Regions from separate parts of the Homo sapiens genome. Here region 2 is linked to region 1. The links are chromatin contacts, found by Hi-C in ENCODE. All regions are on one chromosome and are shown on one strand. The core of a region is the stretch at or near the end of the contact, and the rest is flanking DNA. Distances in the headings are between cores, read along the strand shown. Region 1 has its middle 68 kb from the start of NPIPB3. Region 2 has its middle 45 kb from the start of METTL9.

Region 1 (5,009 bases), core at 1,932-4,431:
GGCCCCGGCCTCTCCTGCAAGAAACGCTCAAATGCATGCACGGATAACTCGGTCAGAGGCTTGTGGATGGCGTAGAGGGGCATGGACAGCCGCAGCAAACATCGAGCCATCTTCCATTCCATGCCTAACATATGACCAACAGAAGGCCAGCCATGCCAAAAACCTGACTGCAGTTCTCAGGAAAACTTCATTCTAATGCCCAAGTGACACGGATAATCCTAATTTTCCTGATCTAGATGAAAAGCAGGGAAACTTCACTCTAATGCCCAAGTGACACGGATAATCCTAATTTTCCTGATCTAGATGAAAAGCCCTGAGAAGCACGCTAAACATTTTTTTAACTAGCACATTTATAATCATTTTTCTTAGATTGAATGTGATTTTTTAAAAAGCTTCCCAATTCAAGAACAATTATCTTTTGATTTATCAAAATATGAGAGGAAGAATATTAATATTTGCAGTGTAAACTTTATATAGTTGTAAATTTTTTTTTTTTTGAGAGGGAGTCTCGCTCTGTCGCCCAGGCTGGAGTGCAGTGCCGCGATCTCAGCTCACTGCAAGCTCTGCCTCCCGGGTTCAAGCCATTCTCCTGCCTCAGCCTTCCGAGTAGCTGGGACTACAGGCGCCCGCCACCATGCCCAGCTAATTTTTTGTATTTTTAGTAGAGATGGGGTTTCACTGTGTTAGCCAGCATGGTCTCGATCTCCTGACCTCGTGATCCACCCACTTCGGCCTCCCAAAGTGCTGGGATTACAGGCGTGAGCCACCGTGCCCGGCCTATATAGTTGTAAATTTTTAAAAATTACTTAATTACACAGATGCAGTGGTGCACACCTATAGTCCCAGCTACTCAATTACAACTTTTAGAACTACAAACTCTTACGAAAGAGACATTAGCGATCATCTATTCCAGTATTTTTCAAAGTGTGGGTTGCAAAATCAATGCAATGTGTCATAGCCAGTTTTCAAAGAGACAAAAAGGAAGAGAAACAGAAAAGCAGAACAGAAAACAGAATAAAAAATATTAGTGCAATCAGCACACAGTAATACCATTCTGTGGACCTGTTCGGACCGTGTAAGTGCACACACGTGAGTGAGGGAGGAGGGCTCTGGAACCACAATGGAAAGCTGCCTTCTCGCTGTGGCCTGTTGTCCTGTGGACCTGTTCCGACTGTGTGTGTGCACACGCATGAGTGAGAGAGGAGGGTTCTAGAACCGCGATGGAAAGCTGCTTCCTGCTGTGGCTTGCGCAGATGCTGGTAGAGTCCAGCCATGCAGCTCGCGTGCACTCATCACTCCAGAGGCAGCATCGCCGCAGAATGCGAGTTCACCTTTATAGGGAGTCTGCCCAGGTCACGCAGCACTGGCTCAGGGTACCCACGGCAGCAAAGCAGCTGCACCAAGATGCGGGTATGACCAACCAGCGGTTCCCCTGCCAGCCCCCTGAAGTGGCCAACTGGTCTATCCACCTCATGCAAAAGTTCCCATGACCTCATAAAAAACCCATCAATTTTCATTTAAAATGCACTCAAAAATAAAGTCATCCACCTCCCTGCAAATTTCAATCCTTACAACTCTTAATTTTTAAGGGCTTTTTTTGTTTTTCAGAATCTTCTGAAAATCTGCACCAAATTAAAGATTCTATTATCCTTACCACTAACTGAAAATTGAAATTCCTTAGACAATAAATTATTTTACACTCCTGGCACCATCTGTCTGAACGTACTCTCTCGCTCTGTGAATCGCTGGCACACCAGACTGCCTCTCCCTGCTCCAGGGAATTTCAGGGAATTCCAGATGCCCCTGATTCTGGTCTAATTTACCATACAAGGCCTGTCCTCTACTCAAACCAATTCTGCAATCCCTTAAGTTAACCATATGGGCAATACAATAACACCTCTACTTAAATCATTCCGAATTTCTGCTATGATATCATTTGATCTTCATGCCCAGGGCAGCAAATAATTAATTTCAAATACTCACTGAGCAACAAAGCCAACACTAGGGGATTGTCCAGTAAAGGAAAATGCTGCCCGGATGCCTCACACCCCCAGTGAGGCAGGGACAAAAGAAATCAGCACAGTGTATTCAGCTGATGAAGGAGCCATTTCTCCACAACTCCACTCTCAACGAAGAAGCACCCAGAACACAGCCACAAATGCATCTAAACAGCCAAAGACCCAGGCTCAGCTCTACACAGCTCACCCGAAGGAGCTACCCATGCCTGGAGCCATGACCAGAACCAGCCACTGCATTTTAATTTCAACTCCAACAGCAGTGGCTGTTTGGCTTCCCTGGAAGGCAGCAGATTAGGTGCATGATGAGGACGCGGTGGAGGGCAGGAGGCGAGGAGGGCAGCACACGTCCACACACACACAGGGGCTCAGCTCTACAAAGCCCGAGACTGAGACTCTCACTTAGGCACCTCCCACAGTGAACTGAATGCTTGTTCTTATGTAAAGTTGTTATTCAGGAGGAAAGATAATACACAACCTTTGAAACCAGCCAAAGTGGTTCCAAATAATTTTTTAAGTATTTTAATTTTTTGAAAAACCATTGAATTGTACACTTCATTTATTTTGAGACAGGGTCTTGCTCTGTTGCCCAGGCTGGAATGCAGTGGCACAATCATGGCTCACCGCAGCCTGGGTCTCCTGGGCTCAAGCAATCCTCCTGCCTCAGCCTCATGAGTAGCTTGGGACTACAAGTGCATGCCACCAGATGTGGCTAATTTTTTTTTTTTCTGTAGAGACAGGGTCTTGCTATGTTGCCCAGGCTGGCATCAAACTCCTGGGCTCAAGCGATCCTCCCACCTCTGCCTCCCCAAAGTACTGGGATTACAGATGTGAGCCAGCACAAAACATTTTTTTTTTAAAGATTCAGCTGCAATTTCAATGTCAGTGTTCTAAGAAAGCCCTTCACCTCTTCTTCCCTCTCCCTCACCTCTTCTTCCCTCTCCCAGTCAGCGATGCTGGAACACTGGGGCACGACAGCATGTGCACCTAGAGGTCAAAAAGAACAATAAAGACAGAGATAGCACTGGAGTGGAAACTAGTCATCACGGCTGGGCAGCTGGCAAAGCAGAGGCCACAGGGGCCCAGAGCTGAGAGGAAGTGAGCGCTCCTGGAGGGGAGGCTGAGACACAGCGCTGGAGAGCACGGCTCGGGGAAGAGGAAGCGGGCACCATGCAGCCAGTGCGTCCCCACACATGTGCACCCACCACCATCCCCTGAACCTTGTCTTCCCAAATGGCTCTTTATGAAGCCTCTGGTGCTCCACCAATCTTTCCAAACTTCTTGCCCACATTTGGGATGCACCATCCGCTACTGCTACCCCCCAACACTGGTCACAGGAGGCTGAGCACCGGGGGCTCCATCCGACCTCACTGGACCTGGGTGCCCATGGCCTCCAGCCTTGCACAGGCAGTCACCCTCCCCATGGCTGTGCCATTCGCTGTCCTGAGGCCTTGGTGCAGGTGGCTCTCCCGACCCCTCCTACTGTGTCTCTCACCCTCCTACTGTGTCTCCCACCCTCCTACTGCATCTCCCATGCTCCTACTGCATCTCTCACCCTCCTACTGCATCTCCCACCCTCCTACTGTGTCTCTCAGGCTCTGTGGCTCTTGCGCACTCCCAGTGTGCCCAACAGGGCCTGAAATGGACTCTAATCAGCATTCCTTAGTGCAGGCTCACGCTCACCTGAAGAGCACCTGTCAGCAGACAGCCTCAGCCAGGGGAGCCCTCCCAGAGTCAACGAACAGCTGTGAGTCCCACCCTGCCTGCAACCCAGCACCAGATGTAAGCGCACACCACAACTGTCGGCAAAGAAGCCAGAGAATGCGGGGGTCGTGGGCTACAGGGAAAGGAGGCCAAGGCAGCCCTCCTGGAACCTCAGTATCAGAGCAGACAGAGACATAATGGCAGAAAGAGCGTGAGACGGGGCATTCCATCTCTCAGCAAGGAAGAAAAGCAAGGCTGCTATGGACATGAAACTGACCACATAGCTTCAAATCAGGCGATTCTTCATATTTTCTACTCAGACAGCAAATGGCAACTGTGGGATGTGACTAGAATCTCTCAATATTTAATTTGAAGAAAACATGACTCAAAAAGAATGGTCCCCTGGCAGCAGGTGCCACAGGGTCACACCAACGCAGCACAATGGCACTTCCCAGCACCGCAGCCACCAAGGTCCTCCTGGAACTGACATTGCTGCTGGCCGCAGACGTGGCCTCAAACCCGTCGCCCCAGCAGCAATCCACAAGCACAGCGCACATCCCTCCCTCCGTGGAACTAAGAATGGAGGCTATTTTCAGAGAAGCTGTCCACTAATTCTGAAAATAATCAATTAACTACAAGAAGTAATAGCAACAATCATCTCAGAAGTGGAATAGGAGGAGAACAGCAACAAGTGTGAGCCCAGCACAAGGAAAGGGGGTGGTGTGCAGGATGTGGGGTGCAGGGCGCAGGGCACAGGCCCCAGCCCCAGGATGGAAAACGGACGGCCGGAAGAGGGGAGGCCTGGCCACCCTCCCAAGAGGATTTCTAGCTGCTCTGTCAGATTCTGAGTCTACTGCCACATAACCACTCCTAAATGACAGTTGGAACTAGGGAATCAGAAGGGAATACTAAGCCAATCCTCAGTGATCTAGGAACTTAAAGCAGCCGCGTCCATTTCTTTGTGTTCTCTTACTCCAGTTGGGGTGCTGTTCCTCGCCTTCCCCCAACTACCTGGAACAAGCGTGGGCTGCAGGGTCTCCCGTCAATCAAGCCAGTGCTCACACCAGGGCAGGCCAAGGGCCTCTGGGACAGGACGGGGAGCTGAGCCATCTGCAGTGTCACATGAAGGATGCTTCTGAGATCAAGTCTGGCTGGAGAAGAGAGAGCCCTAGACCTGCATGCACTATCCTCCTGTGGGCATGGGGGTGGGGAGGAGAGGGAATGGGCCGTGTGTCCCCCGCACTGCTCGGGGCTTCTGTAGGCAATGGGGATGGGGAGGAGAGTGAATGG
Region 2 (5,466 bases), core at 1,631-4,130, 200 kb before region 1:
AGGGACTGTTAGGGAGGTACTTTGTAAGCATCACAGTACTCAATCCTTGCCATAGGCATCATTATCCTTTTACAAATGTCTAGTCTGGGCCACAGACCTATAAAACAACTTGCAAAGCCCCACCGTGTGAAGCCAGGATTGGAGCCCACATTTGCCTGGCTTTCAAACCAGTGCCAATATGTGATGGTCTCAGAGGCTAACTTCCAGGGAGCAGTCTAGGTTCCGTCATCGCCGAGTTCTGTGGGCAGGGGCTTGCAGTGGCTGCGGCCCCTGCCTGCCTGGGGAGGTGGCACACAGAAGCCCTCAGCCTTCCCCATTTACAGCTTGGGAACGTGCATTACCCCCGAGAGTGGCACCGGAAGCAGACCGGTCCCTTGCGGCATCGTGTTATTTGAAATTTCCAGTAATTAGAACATCTCAAACTTCTCTTGTACTAATTTTAAGCCTTCAAACAACCCGTGCCTGCCAAAAGCCTGCTCATCTTGGTAAAAGCCCCGAACTACAAATAGATAGCTATTAACAGCATCTGTTGTAATAGCAGAGACAATATTCTCTGGGGCCAGCACGTCACCGCCTGGAGCCGACCCCAAACGTCATCTGTTATTATGTTTGGAGAGTCTGGCACGCGCTGAGGCAATCGTTCAATTATATCTCCATGAGCCGGTTCTGACGCACCTGCTTGCACAGAACGCTGAGGCAACAGTGGCCAGTGCTGCCCGGTGGACCAGCCCTGCCGATAGCAGAGTCTGGGGGATGGGGGCTGGCAGCTTAAAGACCCCTTTTCGTGAATTGGGCTTGCCTTTTTTTTTTTTTTTTTGATTAAGGAGAATATCCTGACATTGTATTGTCATTACGAAAAGTCACTTTAGGCTTGGCACAGTGGCTTATGCTTGTAATCCCAGCATTTTGGGAGGCTGAAGCAGCAGATCCCCTGAGGTCAAGAGTTCAAGGCCAGCCTGGCCAACATGGTGAAACCCTGCCTCTACTAAAAATACAAAAATTAGCTGGGCATGCTGGTGGGTGCTTATAATCCCAGCTACTCGGGAAGCAGAGGTGAGAGAATCGCTTGAGCTCAGGAGGTGGAGGTTGCAGTGAGCCAAGATCTGGCCATTGCACTCCAGCCCAGGTGACAGAGCAAGGCTCCATCTCAAAGAAACAAAAACAAAAACAAAATTTAGTGGGGTGTGGTAACACTTGTCTGTAGTCCCAGCAACTCAGGAGGCTGAGGCAGGAGAATCACTGGAACCTGGGAGGCAGAGGTTGCAGTGAGCCGAGAGCACCCTACCGCACTCCAGCCTGGGTGACAGAGTGAGACTCCACCTAAAAAAAAAAGAAGTCACTTTGAGATTATTTTATCCAGGTCTGCAGCCTTAAATTGGGTCCCTAACTTTACTGGCAAGGCAAGTAGCAGAGTTTGGCCTGAACCCTACTACAAAAGCTGAGGGCCTGGACCGTCAGACCTGGGTGAGGTTGCCGGCTAAAATGGGGCAGGTGACCGAACCTCTCTGCGTCTCAATTTCCTCATCTCAAAGTTGGACTCACAGGACCTGCTCTGTAGGGCCATTGTGAGGAGTTCATCCTGGGAGGAACATAAAGTTACCTCGCAATGCCCAGCAGGTAGCAGGTGCCCAGTGAAGGCCAGCTCCTCCGCCGCACTCTGGTATGCACCAAGCCTTCTCCATCACGACAACGACGTGAGCTCATGGACAGGATGCGTGGTGCCCGGGACACGCCAGAACCTGGCCAGCGAGAGCCTTTGCCCCTTAATCAGCTGTTTCACCCCATGAAGGCTTCAGTGGCTTCCAGTTCGTTGTTTTTTGTTTGTTTGTTTGTTTGTTTTAGAGTGCTTCCTTTATGTCAAGCGTTGTGCTAAGGACTTCGTATTTCCCATGTGACTTAATCGTAACAGCAGTCCTATGGTGGGGGTTCAAGGATCATCCCCACTTTACAGATGGGGAAACTGAGGCTAGGAGGGGTGCAAAAGCTGGACCTAGAGCACACAGTTTGGGAGTGGCGGCCCCAGCTTCTGAACGTGCGTCCGACTGCACACGGTTTGGGAGAAGTGACCCCAGCCTCTGAACGTGCGTCCGACTCCAGACCCCACTCCTGCCCCCATGCTGTATTGTCTACAGGAAGAGCAGCGAAACACGGCTTTCCAGTTTTTAAAGAAATACGCTTGGCATTTTGCTGGTGGGCGGTCTTCGCGGCGCAGGTCTAATTTTGGAATTTACAGTGGGATTTAAAGTTTTCAGTGAGATTCTCTGTTTCACCTTGAAAGAGGCTCAAGGTGTATGAATCCCACACTAGACTGATGCTGAAGAGGAGCCTGTGGAATCCGCACCCGCTGGCATTTTCAGTAAAAAGGCCTCTGTGTCTTCCTGATATGCGTGCGCCCCGCGCGGGCCACGTTGCCAGGTTCCGGGTGCCTCTTCACCGAACTGCCACCAGGGGCCGCTCCAGCCCAGCCCGAGTTATCCATCGGCCACCGCACCTGCTGTTCCCGAAAACGCAGCGGCCCAGACTTCCTTTGCAGTTACCCTCTTAGAAGAACGAACGTTTCGCTTCCCTCCTCATTTGCGTATCATAGAGCCAGTGAGACACAGTAGCCTTTTTGGGTTTTCCCCTGAGCGTGCTTGGTCCCCAGCCCAGGGTGGCCGCCGTTTCAAGCAAGTCCCTTGCTCAGGTACAGGGGTGCAGATGCCCCGAGCCAGCCTGAGGAGGGGCCGCATGTCCCGAGGGCCCCATGGTTCCCCTCAGGAGGCAGATTGGAAAGGGCTGACTTGTCTCTTACTCCAATGAGTAGAGAGGCGGAGGATCCAGCCCATCAGAGGCTGCCGCAGTAAAGAATTCTGTGACAGGCTGGGTACGGTGGCTCACGCCTGTAATCCCAGCACTTTGGGAAGCCAAGGGGGGCGGATCATGAGGTCAGGAGATCGAGATCATCCTGGCCAACATGGTGAAACCCCGTCTTTACTAAAAATACAAAAAAAAAAAAAAATAGCCGGGTGTGGTGGTGCCCACCTGTAGTACCAGCTACTTGGGAGGCTGAGGCAGGAGAATCTCTTGAACCCGGGAGGCGGAGGTTGCAGTGAGCTGAGATCACGCCACTGCATTCCAGCCTGGGCGACAGAGTGAAACTCCGTCTCAAAAAAAAAAAAAAAAAAAAAGAAGAAGAAGAATTCTGGGACAGCTCGGGGTCGGGAAAGGTGAAGAGATGCCTGTGGGCTCCAGCCCTGCTGGAAACCCTTGGGAAAGTCTTCTAGCCCCAGAGTTAGCACAGCACCTTACCCTGCAGAGGCTCAGGGCTCACAAGTCCCTTCTGGTCCCAGCAGCTCCTGTTCCTGGCCCTTGTTGGTTGGCCACATTCTGGAGGGTGACTTTTCTACTAGGTTTTGTGGGTGGGGGTCTGGCAGGCATCGGCTGTCAGTGGACTTATGCCTTATGCAGTTGGCGTCGCTCTTTGGAACCCTATTTATGTGCCTACGTAGAACCCTAGAGTGCTTGAGCTGGGACCAGGAGAAACGTGTAGTAACTCTCTTTACACAGATGAAGCTGCGGAGCCCCTGAATGGTGTGCGATGCACAATCACCACCACTGCCATCATCAGACAACACTTTACAAAATGCCTCCTGCCTTGTCTCCATTTATCCTTCCCGCTCTTCTCGTTTAACAGGTAGAGAGGCTTAGGCTCAGAGAGGCTAAGCTACTTGCCCAGGGTCACACAGCAAGTTAGAAGCAGAGCTGAGTTGCAAATCCAGGTCTTTAACTATTTCTGTGTTCTGTGGACTTTCCTAGAAATCCCAGGCGGTTCCCAAACTGCCGTGGGAAAGGCTCGATTCCACTGTAACACACAGAGCTGCTTACCGACCGAGTGATTCGATGAATAAATCAATGAACTGACTAATCCCATTCATTCCTGTATTCATTCATCCCGTGAGGGTTCGTTGTGTGCCTTCAATGACCCCTTCCTGCACTAAGTCGTGTTGATACAGTGATGGTCCAGACGGAAACAGCCATTTTTGTTTGTTTGTTTTTGGTTTTTTTTGAGACTGAGTTTCGCTCTTGTTGCCCAGGCTGGAGTGCAGTGGCGCGATCTTGGCTCACTTTAACCTCCGCCTACCAGGTTCAAGCAATTCTCCTGCCTCAGCCTCCCAAGTAGCTGGGATTACAGGCACCTGCCACCACACGTGGCTAATTTTTTGTATTTTTAGTAGAGGTGGGATTTGACCATGTTGGTCAGGCTGGTCTTGAATTCCTGACCTTGGGTGATCCTCCCACCTTGGCCTCCCAAAGTGCTGGGATTACAGGCGTGAGCCACCATGCCCAGCCCAGAAACAGCCTCTGTCCTAAGAGTGCAACTGGATGGGACTTAACTCAGTCTTACAAATGACATCTACCAGGCTGGGTCCAGTCTAACTTGTCCATGAAGCATCCATCATCCCTGCCTTCTAGGCATTTCTATTCTAGAAGAGATGATACAGACATGCATGAATTTCCACACAGTAAACTTATCATGAGTGAGCCCATCCCAAGAGCGAGAGGCAGACCCCCTGGCAGGCTCCACCCTCAGCCACCCATCAATGCACTTTGATGCCGCTGGGGCTGGTAGGCTGCAAACCCCCTTTCTACCACGGACACAGGCCGAGGCGAAGCGAGCACAGAGCTCACCGTGCTTGCATTTTGTGGTTCTGTAAGTTCCTTACATTGTGTTTTGGAGGCCAGGCACAGTGGCTCACGCCTGTGTTTTGTTTTTGAGACAGAGTCTCGCTCTATCGCCCAGGCTGGAGTGCATTGGCACGATCTCGGCTCACTGCAACCTCCACCTCCCAGGTTCAAGCGATTCTCCTGCCTCAGCCTCCCAAGTAGCTGGGATTACAGGCACCCACCAACACACCTGGCTAATTTTTTGTATTTTTAGTAAAGACAAGGTTTTAGCATGTTGGCCAGGCTGGTTTTGAACACCTGATCTCAAGTGATACAACTGCCTTGGCCTCCCAAAGTGCTAGGATTACAGGCGTGAGCCACTGTGCCTGGCCTAACAAAGTGATTTTATGTGCTGATTGTGTGAAGCACTCTTTCTGTGTATTTTTAAAAATTGAGATGTAATTCATCTGTGTATATTTAAGGAGAATAGAAGACTTGCTCATAATGGTAGAATTTTAAAACTACATATGACTCCGAGGTTGCTCCAGACCAACACTGAGATTTTGAGTGAAGAGGGGCAGTGAGCAGCTCTGTGGCTTGGTCCAGCACTTGCCTAGCCCCTGACTGGACCAAAGCCAAATCCATTTTCCATTTTCCAGTTTACACCTTGGTGCCTCCAACTATGAGTACTTTTTTTTTTTTTTTTTTGAGACTGAGTCTCACTCTGTCGCCCAGGCTGGAGTGCAGTGGCACGTTCTCAGCTCACTGCAACCTCCACCTCCCAGGTTCAAGCAATTCTCCTGCCTCAGCCTCCTGAGTAGC

Evidence for each region. Hi-C counts contacts between places; a loop is a spot of excess contacts on that map. Pooled maps may share reads with other maps.
Region 2: a map with no recorded cell type shows a loop between it and region 1 (8-fold over the local background). The contact joins two enhancer-like sites. A Hi-C loop is called at or near these places in 5 of 37 single-sample maps with no recorded cell type and 4 of 50 pooled maps.

The regions. Positions count from the first base shown.
Region 1 is chr16:21,354,648-21,359,656 of GRCh38, reverse strand. It overlaps the pseudogene SNX29P1. Among named protein-coding and RNA genes, the nearest start is that of NPIPB3, 68 kb to the left of the region's middle. RefSeq lists a silencer at 1-49 and enhancers at 1-196, 4,978-5,009. Within about 2 kb of position 3,181, at least 3 of the 41 ENCODE cell types and tissues checked have a DNase peak (open chromatin) inside an H3K27ac peak, as active enhancers do.
Region 2 is chr16:21,551,990-21,557,455 of GRCh38, reverse strand. No RefSeq gene overlaps it. Among named protein-coding and RNA genes, the nearest start is that of METTL9, 45 kb to the left of the region's middle. RefSeq lists an enhancer at 2,363-3,173. Within about 2 kb of position 2,880, at least 5 of the 41 ENCODE cell types and tissues checked have a DNase peak (open chromatin) inside an H3K27ac peak, as active enhancers do.